2 separate regions of the Homo sapiens genome follow, and region 1 is linked to region 2. A link is an interaction called in ENCODE POLR2A ChIA-PET data of the cell type or tissue named here. Cell type or tissue: PC-9. All regions are shown on one strand.

What was found. ChIA-PET counts read pairs that join two places held together with the same protein. Peaks named below come from ENCODE experiments on the same cell type or tissue, not always from the same donor. Only the 100,000 strongest peaks of a DNase experiment are listed, where the experiment ranks them.
Region 1: POLR2A ChIA-PET joins it to region 2 with 15 read pairs; 3 of 35 experiments call an interaction of 5 or more read pairs at or near these places.

What each region holds. Positions count from the first base shown.
Region 1 is chr3:122,746,052-122,748,551 of GRCh38, reverse strand. The region is part of intron 6 of HSPBAP1 (HSPB1 associated protein 1); the gene reads left to right. Among named protein-coding and RNA genes, the nearest start is that of HSPBAP1, 47 kb to the left of the region's middle. In PC-9, no CTCF peak of the experiment used is centred here; no DNase peak of the experiment used is centred here; H3K27ac peaks cover 183 bases.
Region 2 is chr3:122,892,267-122,894,766 of GRCh38, reverse strand. LINC02035 (long intergenic non-protein coding RNA 2035) reads right to left here. Exons shown (of 1, transcript NR_024618.1): 1 at 2,351-2,500. Among named protein-coding and RNA genes, the nearest start is that of LINC02035, 7.0 kb to the right of the region's middle. In PC-9, no CTCF peak of the experiment used is centred here; DNase peaks (open chromatin) are centred at 536 and 1,286; H3K4me3 peaks cover 493 bases; H3K27ac peaks cover 1,861 bases.

The DNA of each region.
Region 1 (2,500 bases), 150 kb after region 2:
GAAACCAAGGTCATATGACCCTTTCCAGGTCATAAAGGAATTCACCAATGTTTTGTGTTAGAATTTAGATTGTTTCATGTTTTTTGCATTTCGATCTCTTATCCATTTGGAAGTTTTTCACTAGGATATAGTATAAGTTTGAGATCTAATTTTTTTTTCTTTTTTTTTTTTTAATTGATCATTCTTGGGTGTTTCTCACAGAGGGGGATTTGGCAGGGTCATAGGACAATAGTGGAGGGAAGGTCAGCAGATAAACAAGTGAACAAAGGTCTCTGGTTTTCCTAGGCAGAGGACCCTGCGGCCTTCCGCAGTGTTTGTGTCCCTGGGTACTTGAGATTAGGGAGTGGTGATGACTCTCAACGAGCACGCTGCCTTCAAGCGTCTGTTTAACAAAGCACATCTTGCACCACCCTTAATCCATTTAACCCTGAGTGGACACAGCACATGTTTCAGAGAGCACAGGGTTGGGGGTAAAGTCACAGATCAACAGGATCCCAAGGCCGAAGAATTTTTCTTAGTACAGAACAAAATGAAAAGTTTCCCATGTCTACTTCTTTCTACACAGACACGGCAACCATCCGATTTCTCAATCTTTTCCCCACCGTTCCCCCCTTTCTATTCCACAAAACCGCCATTGTCATCATGGCCCGTTCTCAATGAGCTGTTGGGTACACCTCCCAGACGGGGTGGCGGCCGGGCACAGGGGCTCCTCACTTCCCAGTAGGGGCGGCTGGGCAGAGGCGCCCCTCACCTCCCGGACGGGGCGGCTGGCCGGGCGGGGGGCTGACCCCCCCACCTCCCTCCGGGACGGGGCGGCTGGCCGGGCAGAGGGGCTCCTCACTTCCCAGTAGGGGCGGCTGGGCAGAGGCGCCCCTCACCTCCCGGACGGGGCGGCTGGCCGGGCGGGGGGCTGACCCCCCCACCTCCCTCCCAGATGGGGCGGCTGGCCGGGCGGGGCGCTGACCCCCCACCTCCCTCCCGGACGGGGCGGCTGGCCGGGCAGGGGGCTGACCCCCACCTCCCTCCGAGACGGGGCGGCTGGCCGGGAGGGGGGCTGACCCCCCCGACCTCCCTCCCAGACAGGGCGGCTGGCCGGGCGGAGACGCTCCTCACTTCCCAGACGGTGTGGTTGCCGGGCGGAGGGGCTCCTCATTTCTCAGATGGGGCGGTTGCCAGGCGGAGGGTCTCCTCACTTCTCAGACGGGGCGGCCGGGCAGAGACGCTCCTCACTTCCTAGATGGGGTCGCGGCCGGGCAGAGGCGCTCCCCACATCTCAGACGATGGGCGGCCGGGCAGAGACGCTCCTCACTTCCTAGATGGGATGGCAGCCGGGAAGAGGCACTCCTCACTTCCTAGATGGGATGGCGGCCGGGCAGAGATGCTCCTCACTTTCCAGACTGGGCAGCCGGGCAGAGGGGCTCCTCACATCCCAGACGATAGGCGGCCAGGCAGAGATGCTCCTCACTTCCCAGATGGGGTGGCGGCCGGGCAGAGGCTGCAATCTCGGCACTTTGGGAGGCCAAGGCAGGCGGCTGGGAGGTGGAGGTTGTAGCGAGCCGAGATCACGCCACTGCACTCCAGCCTGGGCACCATTGAGCACTGAGTGAACGAGACTCCGTCTGCAATCCCAGCACCTCGGGAGGCCGAGGCTGGCAGATCACTCGCGGTTAGGAGCTGGAGACCAGCACGGCCAACACAGTGAAACCCCATCTCCACCAAAAAAATACGAAAACCAGCCAGGCGTGGCGGCGCGCGCCTGCAATCGCAGGCACTCGGCAGGCCGAGGCAGGAGAATCAGGCAGGGAGGTTGCAGTGAGCCGAGATGGCAGCAGTACAGTCCAGCTTCGGCTCGGCATCAGAGGGAGACCGTGGAAAGAGAGGGAGAGGGAGACCGTGGGGAGAGGGGAGAGGGGAGAGGAGAGAGAGAGGAGAGAGGAGAGAGGAGAGAGCTGAGATCTAATTTTATCTTTTCCAAAATGGTAATAGGATTGTCAGGACCATCATTTATTTTACAGTTTGTTTTCCCTTCATGATTTGAAATGTCTGTTTAATCATATACTAGATACCTGAACATATCTGGGTCTATTTTGTCCATTGGTCTTTCTGCCTATTTATTTAGTGAGGTCTTATGTTTTAACATCAGTAGGACTGACCATTGCTTTGTTTTGCAGGGTTTTTCTGGCTATTCTTGCCTCTGTTTTTTTAATGTGTTCTTTAAAATCAGCTTGTCTAGCTTTAGGAAAAAAAAAAAAAACCTTTTGATTTTTTTTTTGATCCATATTAAATTTTATCTGAGCTTTATGATGTTGAATTGTTCTGTCCACAAATTAGGTGCCTTTCCATGTATCCAAGTTCAGTTTTGTTTGTTTTTGTTTTTACAGCTGTGTTTTAAAGTTTTCCTCACATAAGCTTTGCACATTTCTTTTAAATGTTTATTCCTAAATACAGTAGTATCTCCTTATCCTCGGGGGATATATTCCAAGATCCCCAGTGGATTACT
Region 2 (2,500 bases):
TACTATTAGTTTTTTTATTTTTATTTTTTACATCCAGGACCTCCGCAGCAGTGCTGCTAGGTGTGAGAGATGCATCTGTTGCTTGTGAAGTGGGAACAGGGAGCAGGTGAAAGGGGAAGCGGGAAGCGGAACACAGCCGTGACCTCCTGTCAGCAGGCGCTGTCTTAGATCAGTTTTAGGAAAGGCAGTTCTTGCTTTCCTTCAGTCTCTCGTGCTTGTGAGCCTCTTGTGCCCCTTGCCCTGATCCAAGGGCCCCTGATGCTGAGGGATGACCGTGGACTTCCGAACTCCAGCCCCACTATTTACTGAGCAGCTGTGTGCTGCGTGACATGGGGGTGGTGACACCTACCTCGCAGGGGTTCTGAGAAGAGTAAATTGATTAAAGGACTTCGTGTAGCACAAAGGGCAGCCTGTACAAATCCATGGCCCTCGGAAAACCCCCTTCCCTCCACATTTGGATAAAGAGCTACCCAGCACCTACTGTTTCCTGGTTAGAGCCCGGGCCTCTGCAGCAGCCACATGGCCTGGGCTCAAACCCAGCTCCACCCCACACACCAGCTATTTGACCTGGGGCAGTTTTCTCCTCTGATGCAAAATGGAGCTAATAATAGAACCTACTCCGGGTTTGCTGTGAGGCTGAGGCATGGAAAGTGCTTGGAACAGTATCAGGCATAGAGCAAGCACCCAAAATTATCACCACTGTTACTGAGCTAAGAAGCACTGGGGGTTCAGGCCTGTTTCCGCAATCTGAGTCACGGATATGTCAAAGTAAATGTGAAAAATATGATCTTCAGCTTCATAAAAATTGCTTTGTTGACAAAATTCAAAAATATAACCTAGCATCCTTTAGGGAACAAATGATACTCATCCAATAAATTATGCATGAAACAACTCTCTAAGACACCACTAGTGAAAAACGAAAGTATCCCTTATAGGGCCTCCCCATCTCCATTTATATCCAAATGAGAATTTGCCTCCCTCCCTCCAGCCCTTCCTACATCGTCTCCTTTCTGTCTTTTGCTAGAATTAAGAATTGAATGGTCTTAAAGATCATCAAGTCATGTGTGTGTGTTTTTTTATTTTGGTGGAGACCAGGCTGGTCTTTAAGTCCTGACCTCAAGCGATCCTCCTGTCTTGACCTCGCAACATGTTGGGATTACAGGCGTGAGCCACTGCACCCCGCTATCAGGTCCAGTGTTTTATATAAGAAAGAACTAAAGAGGTGAAATAGGGCCCATTCATGCCGAGGGCATGTGGTTTGTAAGTAAAGAACAGGAAGGGGAAGAGGTCAGTGTGACTCACTCTCCTGTCACCCTTCTCACCTGAGCAGAATCCTGAAATGCATTCATTTGCTAGTAGACCCTACGGGGCTGGCTAAAGAACTAACCTGGGGACACATATCGGGAGCTAAAGTCTTCATATCTGAACAAAGTAACGTGCTTTCTGGTTATCTTTTCTAACAAAATCATCAGAAACTAGGATAAATATACAATGGGTATTCCCCAGAATCGATCTCCTCAGGAACAACCTAATGTCCCACAATAAAATGAAATTTTAAATTATGTTTCCTTGTTATGGGAAAATGTTCAGGATATAATGTTAAGAATATAAAACAAAAACACAGTACAATCTGTACTATATTAAAAGACATTTACAGCAAGAAGAAAGCATTACACTTTTCTGTATTTAAAAGTCTTTAATAGCTGTTTTTTGTTTTAAACAGTGTCTCACTCTGTCACCTAGGCTGGAGTACAGTAGCAGGGTCACTGCTCACTACAGCCTTGAACTCCTGGGCTCAAGCTATCCTCTTGCCTCTGCCTCCCAAAGTGTTGCGATTACAGGCATGTGCCTGGCCCTGTGTATTATTTTATGATGGAAAAATTATTTTTAAAAATCAGGGTAAGAATTCTGTTTCCTATATGGCATTAAGATAGGTACACTGTGTGTTCACCCAACCAGCATTCATTGAATAGACGCTGAAGACTCAAGAGGGAAGGGAGGGAAGAAGGCCAGGAACACGTATGAGGCAATCAAAATGTGCCAGGAGCTTTGTGCTCCTCACTCTATTCCAACACCATAAAATCCAGGCAAAGGTAAATGTAATTATCTCCCTCCCTGATTTTATGTTTTTTAAATGAATGAGGACAGGGGATTTCCAAAAGAGACAACGGAATCCCCGTCTCCGGGCTTGCTGCGGAGGAGAAGGATTTGGCCCAGCCGCCTCTGCTTCCTTACTCGTATTTTTTTTCTCACCACATCTTGCTGCCCGAACGCTCAGGAAGCTTTGGCTCCACTTCTACTGCCATTTGGAGTTTGATTAAAAACAAAATGCGGACCACGTTATCACAAGTGCTTTCAATACATGTTTATTGCAAAACCACAAGCACAGTAACCATAATGTCAACATAACCGTATTTCCTAACGGAACAGGAGATCGCCATGCCTAAGTGCGTGCGTTTTCCAAAGAAATGGCGGCTTATTTGGAAGCTCACACGCTGCA